Linked DNA regions of Homo sapiens: region 1 is linked to region 2. The links are chromatin loops, found by intact Hi-C in ENCODE. Cell type or tissue: GM12878. All regions are shown on one strand. Links, peaks and the distances in the headings refer to the core of each region. The heading gives the core; the rest is flanking DNA. Region 1 has its middle 48 kb from the start of AVPR1A. Region 2 has its middle 34 kb from the start of KICS2.

Evidence for each region. Peaks named below come from ENCODE experiments on the same cell type or tissue, not always from the same donor. Only the 100,000 strongest peaks of a DNase experiment are listed, where the experiment ranks them.
Region 1: it touches region 2 in a loop (7-fold over the local background); 16 of 110 quality-filtered maps call a loop at or near these places.

The regions. Positions count from the first base shown.
Region 1 is chr12:63,098,885-63,108,015 of GRCh38, forward strand. No RefSeq gene overlaps it. Among named protein-coding and RNA genes, the nearest start is that of AVPR1A, 48 kb to the right of the region's middle. In GM12878, for the core only: a CTCF peak has its summit at 4,848 (motif pointing right); a DNase peak (open chromatin) is centred at 4,914.
Region 2 is chr12:64,251,389-64,260,519 of GRCh38, forward strand. No RefSeq gene overlaps it. Among named protein-coding and RNA genes, the nearest start is that of KICS2, 34 kb to the left of the region's middle. In GM12878, for the core only: a CTCF peak has its summit at 4,978 (motif pointing left); no DNase peak of the experiment used is centred there.

The DNA.
Region 1 (9,131 bases), core at 369-8,368, 1.2 Mb before region 2:
CTTGTTGGGCTAACTAAATAGCTGGGTGATGATCACTGTTGAATTTATACCCACTGGCAAGTCTCCTCCTTTGTGTCTTGTATAAAGCCTATTTTGCCTGCTGTTTGGTGGGTAACAGTTGCAGTGGCAGAAACCAGGGGAGTTTGCCTTATGTTCTCTGGTCTTGGTGGCCACCTGCTGGTTGGTTATTCCCTCTGATTGGTCATTTGCCATTAAGTGGGTTGGTGACAATGGATATTTGTGGAACAGTTGTCCACCATTTTCTGAATACCTACTCAAAGATCTGTTACTGAACGCCAGGGGTTTGGTCTAGGTCCCATTGTTTGCCCCACAAAAAGAAACAACGTGTGTTGCCAGGGAACAAGGCTTTATTATTTTATGGGTGATGTCAACCAGGGAGATGGGAGCCAAGTCTCAAATCCATCCCTCCCTCTCAACTAAGGTCAGGGGTTTACATAGCTGGGAAGGAAAACAGAAGGGGCAAGGAAGAGGAGTTGGTCAACAGGCAGCAGGTGGTTGAATGAAGGGTCCAGCGTCTTATTGTAACCACGTATAAGAAAATAGGAATTAGGGAGGGGTAAGAAGGGGAATTGATCAACAGGCAACAGATGCATCTCATTGTCTGGGTGCAGTGATCTAGAAAGCCTCAGCTCCCCGATGGCATCTGAGAGGCCTGGCGATCGGTTTCCTGAGAAAAGATGGAAGTGTAAAATTGGGCTGGCTTCGGATCTTTTCTTCTGATTGTTGCCTTGTTTCCTAAATATCTCCTCCCACGGTCCTCCTTGTGGTTCCCTTCCACAGTCCTCATTGCTCAGTACTGCCTCTTTTCTTTTTTCTTTTCTTTTCTTTGAGACACACTCTCGCTGTGTCACCCAGGCTGGAGTGCAGTGGGACGATCTCAGCTCACTGAAACCTCTGCCTCCCAGGTTCAAGTGATTCTCCTGCTTCAGCCTCATGAGCAGCTGGGACTACAGGCACACGCCACCATGCCCGGGTAATTTTTGTATTTTTAATAGAGATGAGGTTTCACCATGTTGGCCAGGCTGGCCTTGAACTCCTGACCTCGAGTGATCTGCCTGCCTCGGCCTCCCAAAGTGCTGGGATTACAGGCATGAGCTACCGCATCCAGCCCAGCATGGCCCATTTCTTCCACAGAACAACATCATTCATGAGGGATAAAAGCATTCTGGTCCCAGGCCCTTCTGCTTTCTCAGGCTTCTCTCTCCTGGCTCTCACCAGTCTCTGTATCCACTCCAACTTCTACTGACTTCTCAGGAGGGAAAGCTGAACACTAGTCTCAGTTTAGGCAAGGAGGAGGCAGTGGTGGAGCTTTAGCTCTATTTGAGGTATCTAAAGCCAAGCATGTTTCCCTATTAGGCTCAACTACCCATTATGTACAAATGGGACTTCAACACACATGTCAAGTACAGTGGAACCAAACCTAGTTTAATCTAGGCTTAATTCCAGTTGGAAGTGAGGATTTCTACTTTCACATGCTTCTTCCTGTCTCAAATCTCAGCTCTAGATCTCCTAAAACCAGTTGTTCAAATGGCTTGGGGCATTTTTTTCAAGATGATTTCCACGGGAAAAATTATACAATTTTGATAAGAGATTTAAAAAGAGAACCTGAATTAATGGAGAGACATATCATGTTTATGGAAAGGAAAAAAAATATAATAAAGACACCAATTGTTCCCAACTTGAATTATAGATTCAATGCAATTGAAATCAAAACCGTAAAACTTTCTATGCTTATTTCACCACTTATATGGAAGGGTAAAGGGTCAAAAGTAGCCAGAATGCTTCTGAAGTAGCAGGTATCAGAACTTACTATGAAGCTGTTGAAGGAAACTAAAATATTTCACTCCCAAATATATTTTCTTGATTTATTTTGAAATGGCTGCTGCAGGGCCAGCAGATTGAGTTGGGAGGGTATTGCATCTGTAGAGAATCCTCATTAATGTAGCCAGACCTTCCCTTTCTAGGCATTTCCCAGCCCTAGGTGAGGTTAACTGAGTCTGGCACCTTTAAAGGTCTGAAGAGAGACATTTACCATCTATTCTCTGAGGACTGCTATCTATGAGGCTTCAGCCACATAACAAGGCCACCTTTGCTAGCCAGGCCACCTCCTTTTAAACCTCTCATTAAACCTGATTTACCAACATAACCTGTTCTTGGCCATGTTCTGAGCCCTCACTCTCTCTATAACCTCAAGATGGTATATAAGCTTCTGTACCTTATTGTCAGGTTGGGTCTTCCTTCTGAAGACTCCTGTGTATTGTGCCTTTGCAAGTTGATTTTTCAGTGAAACTTCAGAGGGCCAAGATTCCCCCTTGGCTCCCACACTGTAGTGATTAAGATAGTGAGATAACAGCAGGGGGATAGATATGGGGTAGATATATACATCATATCAAAGTACTCCCCAAGTTCTTATTGATTAGATATTAAGTAATAAGTTCAAAATTATTATATAACTTTATAGTAGAGAAGTTTGGCATACATCAAATTAACCAGGTATTAAAAGTTCACTGCGCCAGTAATGGGACAAATCAACGTCATGTGCCTCCTCATGTGCTGCACCGAGAAGGACACAGTATCACTTCAGCAGTGTTCTGGGGCCAAAAATGTAAAACCTCAAGTTGCTTATGAGTAAACCCCAGCCAAACTCAAAACAATGGACATTCTACAAAGCAACTGGCCTGTACTTTTCACAGGCATTGAGGTCATGAAAGACAAGACAGAAGAGCTGCTCCAGAGTGAAGAAGACCGAGGAGAGCAAAGACCACCACGAGGCCATCAAGCAGACAATCCAGAGACAAAACTCCTTTTCTGAGGAATTCAAGAGTAATTAGACTTCTCTATTATCTAAAGCTGACATCTGGTAGCAGGCTTCTTTCACCCCAAATGTATAAGTAATTAGAACTTCTATACATCTCTGGAATGCATGCATGTTGAAACTGACTGTGTGACCCTTGATGACATCAAGGCACCCAAATGTCTACAAATGTAATCACTTATCATGACTATGTGGCTAATATGGTTTAAATTACCCTTAACTCCCACTTTAAGGTCCATAAATACCCCTAAGGAAAAAATCCACCATGGTGCACTCAGTCCTCTCTTGCTGAGATGCCCGGCTGTACTCTTCTGTAGCATTCCATCTATCAAAACTTTCCTTTTCAAAACCATGCTGTTGTGGATAAATTATTCTTACTCCCTGTGAGTCAGTCACTTTCCATTGCTGAGGCTCTGACACCTCGCCTGACAGAGATGTGGAACTCTTTGCAGTATTCAATCCTGGACTACACCCTGGACCATGAGGGAGACAATTGGCAAAATCTAAATGGAGCATGTGGATTTGATAGTATTATATCAATGTTATTTTCCTGATTTTGATGGTTGTATTTGCCTGTGTAGAAGACCATCTCTATTTTTAGGAAATATATACTAAAGTATTGATGAATAATATTGCCTCATATTTGAAACTTACTCTGAAATGGTTCAGAGAAAAAAAATCACGCATACATAGGAAGAGAAAAGGGTGAGAGAGAGAAAGGGGGGTAAGAGAAAGAATAAAAATTATAAGGTAAATGTGATAAGATGTTAACGGCTATGGAATTTGGGTAAAGGATAGAGACAGAAATGCTTTGTATTTTTCTCTCAACTTTTCTGAAAGTTTGTTATTTTAAAATAAAAGGTTAAAAGAATATATCGAGAACTCTTACAAATAATAAGAAAAACATGAATGATACAACATAAAAATGGAGGTGAAACATGAACAAACATTCTGCACAAGAGGATATACGTGTGGCAAATAAAGCCACAATGACATTTTTGACATCATTGGCAATCCCAGTTAAGACCATAGTGAGGTACCATGTACCGTTTTGCATTTAACTGCCAAATGTTTTAAAATCTGAAAATACCAAGTGTTTGAAAGGCTTTGGTTTCAAATGATTTGTTATACATTTCTGAAAGGAGTGTAATTTGTTGCTGTCATTCTAAATGACATTTTGTCACTCTCTCAGAGTTGAACATTTGCATACTGGGTGTGACCTAGCAATTCCACCCCTAAGTACATACCTAGGAAAATCTCTCATATACACCTATACCTGGAGATATGCACAGCATACTCACAGCAGTGACACTTATAATAGGGAAAACCTAAATGCCCATTGGTGGAAGAGTGGCAAAAGAACTGTGGTACATTCACACCACAGAACATTGTAGAGCAGCTAAAACAAAGGAACTCTAAGATGGAAGAATTTTAACAATATAATAGAAAATGAAAAAGGAAGCCATTCCCCAATTACATACAGTATGACACCAGTTTTGAAAAGTGAAAACTAAAATACAAAAAAATTATGCATATATAGAGATTCATAAAACTGTACACAAAGAATGAAAGCTGAGAGTGGTCACATGGAATGTGTGGTTTTATTGCCACAGAGAACATTATGCCCTAAAGGTGAATTGATATTTCTAACTTTAGAAACTGAACATTTTTGATAATGTAATTAACAAGCTTTTTCCCCAGCTTTTATTCATCAAGTTTCTAATGTCTTAGAGTTCATTCTTATCCAGGATACCTCTTACACAGATTTGGCCTGTAGTTTTTTATAGTGAGCAAAATATGAAATTTTATACTTATACACTAAAATATATACTCCATGAAGACAGATATTTTGTGTTTCATGTTTACTATTGTATCTCCAAAATCTAGCACAGTACCTGGTATATAGAAGACAATCAATACATCATATCTACTAATCGATAATAATAATGAATGCAAATCTGTATTTGTCAATGTTAAAGGGCAACATTGCAGTAACATAACATTTCCAGTGGGTGGAGCCCACGTTGCATTTTGTAAAGTGAAAATTTTTGATGCATGCTTTCTTGTCCTTGGGAGAATTTTAGTTGGTTCTGTGGTACCTCTGTAATAAGTTTGGATTTTCTTTGAAGTGCACTAATTGTCACAGAACTGCAACCTTTTTCGTGTGGCATATTCGTGTTTAATGAACAACTTTCTAATATTTAAACCATTTGGTTCTTGAGTTAATATCAAGTAAACTGTTTTTCCTCTCCACACAATTCAATTAGGTTGCTAAGTTTATTGTACTTATTTCTAGGTAAAAAACTAAACATGTTAAAGAATGAGAAAAATCTGTTTAAAATAGAATGAGTCGTAAAAAGATGGTAAACAATGTAACATGAATGCCAACTATGATGATAATGTCTAAGGAAAAAAGAATCAAAGCAATTTTCCGTATTATTTCTATACCCAAAGGCCTGACATTGCTGTAAGCTCAGGGCATTTGTCTTACCTTATTTAATTTAGCTTCCTTTCTTGAGTCACTTGCAGAAAATCATCAGTTACATAGGGGATCATCCCCACATGGCTCTGTGCATCTGCTACCCTGGCCCATCTCTCATTCCTCCCTATTTTGGAAAATTTCCACCATGCTATCCGGAATTCAAAATCCACCATCTGCAAAATTCCCAGATCCTTTATTTCTTCTCTGAACACTGTTTGCTTTTTTGCTCAATGGAAACCTGGCTCTAGTGTGAGGAGCGTGCTGTCTTGCATGTAGCTTTTCTTCCCATACCCCTCTGACTACCAGGCCTTGGGGGCCAGTAGATGCCGGCCAGCCCCTCATCGCTGTCTCCAACAATTCTCCTCTCCACCTCTCTAACCCCCAGCTTTGAAGTCTTTGTCATCCAACGATTGCACAACCCCCCTTCCTACTGCAGTCATCTACTTCTAGTCTCTCCTCTTCATTTCTATAATGTTTTTAGATCCTGGCTCACTGTCAATTTCCCCCTAAAACTCCTGTGACAAGTTTTGGTTATTTCAGTATCCAGACAGATGATCATTTTGAAACATGGGCTCCAGGTTTCTTAACCTCCTCTCCTTTAGGGATCTTCCCCCCACCTTACCTCAGTCACTCATTCCCATGGTCACAACCCTTGCCTTTGTGTTTACCAACAACTACATCCCTACCTTAATCTCGGTTTCTAGCATATACATCCTTACCATTGCATTCTATCAAAATACTCTCAGATGCCCTGTCTTCACTTTCCCAACTCCACTGGACCTTCAGTCCATTGCTTTGGTCACCTTTTCTCCTTCTCTTGCTCTTCCTCATCACCTCACTTTACAGCCTTATATGGAAGGGATTCCATGCTTTCACATTGTTATAACTTTCTTGCATATTTATGTATGGCCTTGCTTTGTCCTTTATTACAGTGCCTGGGAAACCCCAACCCAGTTACATCTAACTCTCTGCCTATTCCATGCCTGCCTCCTTGCACCTGGATATGACTGGATAAAAACCTACAGCCATGACTACCAGGCCCATGTTAAATTTATGTTATCACTAACTCAAGTGGAATCTTTGGGCTACCTGGTAGTTCTGCTTCATCATACTGTCCGTTCATTCTCCCATTCTCTAGAAAAGTGTTTTTCAAATTGTGCATTTAAAAACTTAAATAGATTAAAGCTGAATAGAATTTAATAGGGTACACAGCATAAAATAAGGATAAACACTATTTCATGAAATGCTTGTTTCTTTTATATTTGTATGTACATTTATATACACACATCTGTGCCAGTTTGGGATATAAAACATGCTGTGAATTTAAAAAAAAGTTCTAGGCAATTTTTTCACATTTTCTTCCTTCTCCTTGAACTTCCATCCCTTTTTCATCTCTTCATTCTCATCTGATGATTCTGCTTCCTATTTTACTAAGAAAACAGGACTCAGAAGAGAGCTTCTGCACCTATCAGCCTATGCATGCCCATATTCTTCCCTCCTTGCTGTTACTCTCTGCATCTCTAAGCCCAGCCCTTCCACATGTCTCCTAGATCCACCCCATCATTTCTCAACTTCTAACTGAATCATCTAGTTACTAGTAATTATGAACCTCATGCAAGTTCTTTCTAATGCATCATTGATTTCACCCTCTCTTACTGTACCATTCTTCTTAATATCAGGCATTCTGCAGTAGCTCCCATGTTAAATACCAAATCCAAACAAAGCCTTTGGTGATTCCCCTCTAGCTACTGTGCCATTTCTATTTCTCTTTACAGGAATAGTCCTCTAAAGAGTTGTCTACACTTTCTGTTTCTGAGGATTCTCCTCTCATTTTCCTTTGCCCTTACTTCAATGGGCTTTTATCCCCACTATTCTACCAAAACATTTTAATCAAAGTTATCAGTGACATCCATTGTTCTTTAATTTCCTAAATTCAATGGGCTTTCCTCAAAGAGATCACTCTCTCCTCCTTGCAATACTTCCCCCACTTGACTTTCAGGCCACCAGGCTCTGCTTACCTTTTTTTTTTTTTTTTTTTGTTTGTTTGTTTGTTTCCTACTTTCCTACTTTCCTACTTCATAGGTCACTTCTTGTAAATGTTGGAGTGCTCATGTCAGACTTGGAGTGTCCAAGGTCTCACTCTTGAAGCTCTTGTCTTATTTATACTTATCCCTTGGTGCTTTCATTTAGTCTTATTGTGTTAAGTTCCATTTACATGACAATGATTCCCAAATTTATATAGCCCAGGCCTTTCTCCTGAAACCTTTTTGGCATCACGGACCAGTTTCTATGGAAGGCAGTTTTTCCACAGACTGGGGGTGGAGGGATGGTTTCAGGATTAAACTGTTCCACCTCAGATCATCAGGCATTAGATTCTCATAAGGAGCATGCAACCTAGATGCCCCGCATGCACAGTTCAAAACAGGGTTCACACTCCTATGAGAATCTAATGCTGCCACGGATCTGACAGTTGGTGGAGCTCAGGCAGTGATGCTCGCTCACCTAACCACCTCTCACCTCCTACCGTGCGGCCTGGTTCCTAACAGGACATAGACCAGTACTGGGTGTTGGGGACCCCTGTTGTAAGGGATAAAAAGAGTCAAGGTTTATGTTCTTAGGGGGCTTAAATATCTTTTAAGCAGTAGTATGACAGTAAAATAGACCAGAAGGCCAGACAAAATATATTTTACCTTCCTGAAAATGTTCATTTTTAAGAAGCATTGAAACAGTAAATAAAACCCTAATGCATAATAATTAGCAGATTCGTAAATACTCACATTCGCCAGATCAAAAAATTAATTTATCAATGTGAGAGAGCCCTGGCAAGGAAATCCATTTTTCCCTCCTACCCGACCTTTCCAGAAGTGTCTTTTTGCTTGCTGAAGGTCGGTCTGTCACCCTAGTCCCTTGATCACTTTCTGCAGTTTCCTCCGTGGTGTTGCTTCATCATTTATTCACTCATGTATCCATTTAGCAGACATTTATTGGATACCTACGTGTCGGGTAAGTCATTAAGACTGAGGAGAAGACAAGAAAAAGATACATTCCAAGGCAGCAAGGAGGTCATGGGTGAGATTTCCTTTATCTTGCATCTTTTTGTTGTGAGTGGCTTCTCTGCAGGTTCCAACCTGCTCACAGATCCTCCGTCTTGATTTTTCCTCTGGCCGTGGAACTACCAGTTCTCCTCCTTGCCCACCTCCAGCATTGTCCTACTTTTCTTCCCTTCTCATTCAGGCCCCTTTGAGGGTCCTCTTACTCTCACTGTGTCCCCCTTCTCACCTGCTTTCACTTATCAACTCTCGATTTGGCTTCAGTCCTATCATTCCACTAAATCCTCTGCCAATGTCAGCATCAAAAGCATTCATCTTGCCAAACCCGTTGCTTATTTTCCTGCCTTTATCTTTTTGGACTGTTCTGCTGCATTTTCTTTCTTCTTCACACTCTGTGCCTTTGGCATTTATGAACCTCTCCTCTCAGTCCCCTTCCCGGCTGTTGTTGGGTAACTTCTTCCTGCTTCTTTGGTCGTCTTCCTGAGCTGTTACTCCCTTGCGTCTCCTCTGTCGTTCTGAGCTTCTTCCTCAGTACATGCTCTCCTTAACAAATACCATTTGCTCTTATAGTCTTAGATTCCCATCCTGATTAATGGAGCCTGCTATTAATCAGGTTGTACGTAAAACTTCCTGCTGTGTATATCTGCTTCTATATCAACCTGTCTACTGGTTATATTGACTTGACGTATCCCAGGTATCTAAACTCCAAGTGTTGAAACTAGAACTCATTGTCTTCCCCATCCTATTAGAAACCTGCTCCTTC
Region 2 (9,131 bases), core at 434-8,433:
ATGCCTGTAATTCCAACACTTTTAGGAGGCCGAGGCAGGAGGATCGCTTGAGCCCAGGAGTTCAAGATCAGCCTGGGCAATATAGTGATACCTTATCTCTACAAAAAAAAATTTTTTTTTAATTAGCCAAGCACAGTGGCATGTGCTTGTAGTCCCAGCTACTCAGGAGGCTAATTAGGGAGGATTGCTGGAGCCCAAGAAATTGCTGCAGTAAGCTGAGATTGTGCCACCGTACGCCAGCCTGGGCAGCAGAGTGAGACGCCATCTAAAAAAAAAAGAAAGAAAAAGAAAAGAAAAAAATGGGTCCGGCATGGTAGCTCATGCCTATAATCCCAGCACTTTGAGAGACTGAGGCAGGCGGATCACTTGAGGTCAGGAGTTCGAGACCAGCCTGGCCAACATGGTGAAACCCCATCTCTACTCAAAATACAAAAATTAGCCAGGTGTGGTGGCACAGGCCTGTAATCCCAGCTACTCGGGAGGCTGAGGCATGAGAATCACTTGAACCCGGGAGGCAGAGGTTGCAGTGAGCCAAGATTGTGTCACTGTACCCCAGCCTGGGTGACAAAGCAAGACTCCACCTCAAAAAAAAAAAAAAAAAAAAAAAGCACACACAGGTAATTTAAAACTATATACCTAGAACACCAAATCTGTGATTTCCCAGGTATTCTTTATGACAAGGCTAAGGTAGGTACACATATTGGGAAATTATTGAGTAATATTAGGAAAATATTGAGAAAAACATTGAGTAAATCTGTATTGAGTACTATTATACAGATGATATGGGAAATATTTTGAAGGTTGTATTCAAATAATTTAGAAAAGAATGTAAATTCTTGACAACAGAGACCCAGTTTTATTTATTTTTCTGTACCCTAAGCATCAAACAAACTCAGAATAGATGCTTATTGAATCAGTTTCTCTCTGGGGCAGAGAGATCTCTGAAAATCATATGAAACCTCCTAAACCTTCTGACAGATAACTTAAAATATCTTAAAAGACATTTTCCCCACACCGAGCGCCCATGCCTGGGACAAATTATACATTTTCCCCTCTTCCTTCCTTGCCCATTTTGACAAGTTGCCCCAGCTGGGGCTTAATAGATATTAAGTAGTGCTAATAATAGTCATCCTCTGAAGGAATGAGGACTTGAGATTGCCAAGATGATCTTTTTTGCTCCAACACACCAATCTCAGCATATTTCAGTTTGTGTGCCACTTTCGTTCTTGGATATGGTCCAACACACACACACACGTACACACACTTTCTCTCAAAACACTTTATATATTTTTTAGAGAAAATATTTCTCAATCTCCTTAAAAATCATTATTTCATTCCATCTTTTCATCATTGTTAACACTAAACCATTTGGAGTCACGTTGGCAACTGGATTTCATCTTGAGACTTGTCATTGAGGAATCATTTTGTTGTGTAGCAATCCCTATTCACAACATCAGCCAAATTATGTCATGTGGTTGCAAAACTGCTGTCCTGTCTTCCAGCTTTTCTGAGTAAATTTGACTCTTTGAGAAGCTTCGTTCTTCCTATCCTAAAATGACCTTATATGCTCTCGTATCTCAGGGGATCCTAATTGTGATGAAATCTTTCTCTTTATTTCCTTTCTTATAGCCTGTGTTTTGAGGTGGTGTTTTAGGGGTGTGGGGAGTAGGGGAACTACTGAGGTCTGAGTCACAAAAGGAGATCTGAACAAGATATCTGAAGTTCAGTTGGGCCCTCAAAGCTTCACTCGTATTGGACTAGATATGCTTCCTGAGAGAAGTCTCTAAAAGTTCTGTAAATGACACTGACCCTTTTGTTTCCTAACTCCTACTGTTAAGGCACAGGTTCTTTACTGATCTTAAAACCCTAGGCCAGGATGGCTGTAACCAGGGTGTATAACCTTATGTTTTATTGTCCAAATAAGGACACATTTTAACATTTCAATAGTTTGGGGGTACAGGTGGTTTTTGGTTACATGGATGAGTTCCTTAGTGGTGAATTTTGAGATTTTAGTGCACCTGTCCCCCAAACAGTGTACATTGTACTCAATATGTAGTCTTTTATCCCTCCCCCCGTCCAACCACCCCCCTACCCCATCCCCAAAGTCCATTAGATCACTCTGTATGTCTTTGTGTCCAAATGAGGACACTTTTGAAACTGAAAGTGGGTGCTGGGGGTAAAAGACATAAGCCAGGGCCCACACAGGCAAACCATGCTGTCAGGTCAGCATACCTAAAACACTTTGAGCCTCTTATCCTCTATTAGCAGAGGTTAAGTTGGGGTCTCTAGATTTCTTTTTTTCTTTTTTTTTTTTTTTCATTGTTGTTGTTGTTGTTGGGATAAGGTCTTGTTCTGTTCACCCAGGCTGGACTGCAGTGGCACAAACATGGCTCACTGCAGCCTCTACCTCCCAGGCTCAAGTGATCCTCCCACCTCAGCGCCCAACCCAAGTAGCTGGGACTGCAGACATATGCCACCATATCTGGCTGTTTTTTTGTTTTCTTGGGTTTTGCCATGTTGTCCAGGCTGGTCTCAAACTTCTGGCTCAAGCGATCCTCCCACTTCAGCCTCCCGAAGTGCTGGGTTTACAAGTGTGAGCCACCATGCCTGGCCTAGATTTCAACTTGAAAGTCTGTGAGGTGGCTAGGAATGGTGGCTCACACCTGTAATCCCAGCACTTTAGGAGGCTGAGGCAGGTGGATCGCTTGAGCTCAGAAGTTCAAGACCAGCCTGGGCAACATAGTGAGACCTCGTCTCTATATATTTTTTAAATAAATAATAATTTTTAAAAAAAGAAAGTCTGTGGGGTTTATTGGATAATTTAAAGTTTTATTTTCATTTCAATAAAATGCTTGTGATTTAAAGTGCCTGTGTTTGCATTATTTACATTGATCCAATGTTTGTCCCTAAGTGGGAGAACTTTGTCTCCGGTCAAAGAGAGAACAGAGGTAGACTTTACCATAGTGAAATGTTCAAGCCAAGTGAAACACAGAAAGATGCATGGCCTGTAAATAAAGACTTGTAGTGTTTCAGAAAGAGAAAAGTGGAACATGATCACAGAAGGATGCTGAATTCAAGAGTGTATTGTAGCATTTTACTATATTCACTTTGCAAAAAGAAATGTATTTTCAGGAAAACATCATGCATCATATTGATATTAATTTGCATTAATTTAATAAACTTTTAGATTATAAATTTGTTGATTTTATAAGAATACAATAAGTTTTCTTACATGTACATTTATGTTAGTATGTATTATAGAAGCATGACAGCAAAAATGATTTAATTTTGAAGGTTTGCAGAAATTTTTATTTTTTATTTGTTTTATAGATGTGGGGTCTCACTATGATGCGCAGGCTGGTCTCAGACTCCTGGGCTCAGGTGATCCTGCCACCTCAGCCTCCCAAAGTGCTGGGATTACAGGCATGAGCCACCACGCCCAGCCTGAAGGAATTTTTAAAGTATAAGAATCAGTGCTGATACAACACCGAAAGCATAAGTAATAAAAGGAAAAATAGACACGAGACTACATCAAACTAAAAAGCTTCCATGCAGCAAAAGAAATAACCAACAGAGTGAAAAGGCAACCTATGGAATGAGAGAAAATGTTTGCAAACCATGTATCAGATAAGGGGTTAATATCCAAAATATGTAAGAAACTCATTGAATTTAATAGCAAAAATACCAATAACCTGATTTGAAAATGGGCAAAGGATCTGAATAGACATTCCTCCAAAGTAGACATACAAATAGCCAACAGGTTTATAAAAAGATGCCCAGAGCCAGTCATGGTGGTTCATGCCTGTAATCCCAACACTTGGGAGGCTGAGGCAGGCAGATCGCTTGAGCCCAGAAGTTCAAGACCAGCCTGAGCAACATAGTGAGACATCGTCTCTACAAAACAAAAACTTTTTTAAAATTAGGTTGTAGTGGCACACACGTAGTCCAGCTACTCGGGAGGCTGAGGTGGATTGCTTGAGCTCAGGAGGTCAAGACTGCAGTGGGCCATGCTCCAGCATGGGTGACAAAGCAAGACTGTATCTCAAATACACATACACACACATACACACATGATGCCCAGTGTCACTAATCATCAGGGAAATGAAAGTCAAAACTACAGTGAGATATCACCTCACACTTGTTAGCATGGCCATTACCAAAAATACATAAAATAAGCGTTGAGGATATGGAGAAATTTCAACATGTGTACACTGTTGGTGGGAATGTAAAATGCTGCAGCCATATGGAAAACAGTATGAAAGTTTCTCCAAAAAATTAAAAATTGAAGTGTTGTATGATCTAGCAATACCACTTCTGGTATTTATTCAAAAGAATTGAATCAAAACAGGATCTTGAAAAGATATTTGTACTCCCATGTTCATTGCTGTATTATTCACAATAGCCGAGAGGTAGAAAAAATCTGAATGTCCGTCAGTGGATGAATGGATAAAGAAAATGTGGTATATACAGACAATGGAATATTATTCAGCAGAGCTGTCCTGCAATATCTGCCATTATTTATTTCTACGGGGAAATTATTCTGTCTTCCACATAGCTGACCTATAAATGAAGGTGTTAAAAAGAGAAGGAAATCCTGTCACATGCTGCAACAAGAATTTGGAAGACATTATGCTAAGTGAAATAAGCCCATCTCAAAAACAACAACAACACTGCCTGATTCTTCTTACATGAGGCATCTAAAGGAGTCAAACTCATACAAACTAAAATGGTGTTTTTGGAGAGGGGAAAGTTAGTTGCAGTTTGATGGGTATAGGATTTCAGTCATGCTAGATGAGACCTTTCTAGAGATATGCTGTACAACAATGTGCATATAGGTAACAATCATATACACTTAAAATTTTGTTAAGAGGGTACATCTCAATATGAATTTTTCACAATTAAAAAAAATCAATATTCCATAGGTTAGACCAAAGTTTTGCCTTTCTTTCTCTTCCTAATCCAACTATGCCCTCTGGTGGTGATAGTTGCTAATAGAAGTAAAATAACTACTCCTTTGTATCCTTTCCAAATTCATTTTGTAGGTCAGCTGTGTGGAAGACAGAATAATTTCCCTGTAGAAACAAAGTTGTAAATAATGGCAGATGTTGCAGGACAACCCACCAAAACCCATATAAATCTTACTTGAAACAGTATTGAGAGTAGCCCTCTATCACTTGATTTACACCCTCCTTCTTCCGTCCCACCCTCCTTGTTGGTGAAACAAATGAAAAATCCCATATCCACAGTCTACTCTGTCCCCATCACCATCAGAAGTAGAAAGAGGAAAGAGAAGGGAAGAGGATTCGTGCTTCCGCCAAATTTAACAGCTTTATTTATAGGCACACTTTCTGTCCTGAAACCCCACACCCATCCTGCGGCCTTCAAAGGAGTGGACCACCTAGAAACTTAAACGTCCTCTTTGCCTCTTTCAGAATCTTAGGGCAAATATTAAGAAGACCTTGCATTCTAAAAATGAGCCGGGCGTGTTGTTTGGCGCCTGTAGTCCCAGCTACTCGGGAGGCTGAGGCAGGAGAATGGCGTGAACCCGGGAGGCGGAGCTTGCAGTGAGCGGGGATCGCACCACTGCGCTCCAGCAACAATGCGAGACTCCGTCTCAAAAAAAAAAAAAAAAAAAAGAAGACCTTGCATTCTTTTCTCTTGCTCAACCTATAGTCCTTAGCTCTCCAGGGCATCACCATGTTGCCCAGGCTGCTCTTGAGCTCCTGAATTCAAGCAATCCACTTGCCTCGGCTTCCCAAAGTGCTGGGATTACAAATGTTAGCCACTGTGCCAGGCCAGTAATTCCAAAGTCAAAGTCACCAGAGTCTCCAGAGTCAAAATCACCTTCTAAGTAGAAGGCAACAAAAAAGAAAAAGAAGACCAGGAAAAATAAAATGGAAAAAAAAGAAAAACCTCTTCCACCCAAGGTCTACTCATACCTGGAAATCTCTACGATGTATAACCAATAAACCTCCAAAGACCTTGTCTTTTCCCAGCTTTATAAAACTTTCCCCCAGTCCCTTCTAGGGGCTGGCTGGAAGAAGGAAGGGATGAGGGATGGAACAATCCCAGTCTAGTTGGTGTACATCATATTCCATTAATGCTTGATTGTCTTTTTTTTTTTTTTTTTTTTTTTTTTGAGATAGAGTCTCACTTTGTCACCCAGGCTGGAGTGCAGTGGCATGACCTTGGCTCACTGCAACCTCCGCCTTCCGGGTTCAAGTGATTCTCCTGTCTCAGCCTCCCGAGTAGCTCGGATTACAAGCACGCGATGCCACGCCCGGCTAATTTTTGTATTTTTAGTAGAGACGGGGTTTCACCATGTTGGCCAGGCTGGTGTCAAACTCCTGACCTCAAGTGATCCACCCGCCTCAACCTTCCAAAGTGCTGGGATTACAGGCCTGAGCCGCCACACCTGGCCCAATGCTTGATTTTCTTGTGTGCTCAACTATTGTTTGTGCTGTATGATTCCCAGGGCCTCTCCCCGGGAAGGGACAAGAATGACATGGACCCTGCTGTATGTAAACACATTTTTTTTGTTGTTGTTATTTGGTTGGTTGGTTAGACGGTCTCAGTCTGTCTGCCAGGATAGAGTGCAATGGCGCCATCATAGCTCACTAAATCCTATTTCTAAGGAACTAGAAAACTGTGGAATATTATCAAATCCACTCAAAGTGACAAGAGGAAAAAAATCTATATTATGATTTTAGTGATATAGGAAAAAAGAGCTGGAAGAGCATATAGACAAAAACACTTGGATTGTTTAGAATGACCTGATGTTGGTGCATTATTTAATTTGGAATTACCGGCCGGGTGCAGCAGCTAACACTTGAAATCCCAGGACTTTGGGAAGCTGAGGTGGGCAGATCACTTGATTCTAGGAGTTTGAGACCAGCCTGGGCAACATGGTGAAACCCTGTCTCTACAAAAAAAAAAAAAAAAGTAAATATTATCTGGGCATGGAGGCACATGCCTGTAGTCCTAGCTACTCAGGGGGCTGAGATGGGAGGATTGCTTGAGCCCAGAAATTCAAGGCTGTGGTGAGCTGAGATCGTGCCACTACACTCCATGCACTCCATGCACTCCAGTCTGAGTGACAAAGCGAGACCCTGTCTCAAAAAATAATAATAATAATAATTTGGAATTATGCAAACATTGGTATAATGCATAATTTTGTATAATGATAAATGAAAATATTGACTGTTTTATATTGTCAAAATGCAAAACTTAAAAACTTAAAAGAGGCTTAACACAACCCTTTATTGTATCTCACAATTCTGTGGATTGGATGGGCAGTTCTTCTACAGGTCTCACCTGGGTTTCCCACGAGTTTGCTGGGAAAGGGCAGCTGGTGCTCTTCTGTGTGGTCTCTCCATGCCTATGATGTCATCCTCCAAGGCCTCTCTACGTGGTGGCTTGGAAACAGAAGCTGCCAGACCCAGACCGTCTTAAAGTCTGGGGTCTGAAATCCTAGAACTTTACTTCCTCCACATTCTTCTGGTCAGAATAGCACAGGCTCAGCCCAGATGAGAGCAGAAGAGACACAAACTTCACCTCTTTTTTTTTTTTTTTTTTTTTTTTGAGACAGGGTTTCATTCCTGTCACCCCAGGCTGGAGTGCAGTGGCATAATCTGGGCTCACGGCAACCTCCGCCTCCCAGGTTCAAACGTTTCTCTTGCTTCAGCCTCCTAAGTAGCTGGGACTACAGGCGTGCACCACCATGCCTGGCTAATTTTTGTATTTTGGTAGAGACAGGGTTTTGTCATGTTGCCCAGGTGATCTCAAACTCCTGATCTCAGGTGATCCGCCCACCTCAGCCTCCCAAAGTGCTGGGATTATAGGTGTGAGCCACTGCACCTGGACAAACTTCACCTCTTGATGGGAGGAGTAACATGCAAATATAGTGAGGGATGGTATGGTTTGGAACATGCTTGGAGATCAGCTATCACTTTGACTTTTTTGAAAACCATACTGATGCTGGACGTGGTGGCTCATACCTGTAATCTCAGCACTTTGAGAGGCCGAGGCGGGCAGATCACTTGAGGTCAGGAGTTCGAGACCAGCCTGGCCAACATGGTGAAGCCCTGTCTCTACTAAAAATATAAAAAGAATATTAGCCAGGCATGGCGGTGTGCACCTATAATCCCAGCTACTCAGGAGGCTGAGGCAGGAGAATTGCTTGAACCTGGGAGGCAGAGGTTGCAGTAAGCTGAGATCGCGCCACTGCACTCTAGCCTGGGCAACAGAGTGAGACTCCATCTCAAAAAAAGAAACAAACAAACAAACCATACTGAAATCTTAAGCCAGTAATTAATCCTCATCTAATTTGTGTTTTATTAGTCCATTTATTCCTTCAACATAGATGAAACACTTTGTGCCAGGCACTATTCTGGGTGCTGAGGATAAAGTATTGAACAAGACAAAGAAGGGTCAAACCCTCATGGAGCTTACATCCTGAAATTCTCACATTGCAAAGAATAAGCAAGTAAACAAATACGTTAAAAGGTAATGTAGGTGGGTGAGACTCTACTGTAGAGTGATCAAAGAAGCTCTTTGAAGTGACAGCTGAAGATCAGGGAAAAAACATTTACTAGTACAAATTTCCAGGGCCTGAAAGAGCTTGGGGTGTTTATTAGAAGGAATAGCACAAAGGCCAATGTGTTTGGGGAGTAGCAAATGAGGAGGAGAATGATTTGGATTAGGTCACAGAGGTAATCATGGGTGAGGTCATTAAGGGCCTTGAAGGCCATGGTAAGGACGTGGGATTTACTCCTGGATAATGGAAAGCAGTGCAAAGATTTAAATTCATTGGCCGGGTACGGTGGCTCATGCCTGTGATCCCAGCACTTTGGGAGGTCAAGGAGGGCAGATTACCTGAGGTCAGGAGTTCGAGACCAGCCTGGCCAACATGGTGAAACCCTGTCTCTACTAAAAATACAAAAATTAGCTGGGCATGGTGGTGGGTGCCTGTAATCCCAGTTACTCGAGAGGCTGAGGCAGGAGAATCACTTTAACTCAGGAGGTGGAGGTTGCAGTGAACCGAGATTGCACTATTGCATTCCAGCCTGGGCAACAAGGGTGAAACTCTGTCTCCAAAAGAAAAAAAAAAAGATTTAAATTCATTAACTCAG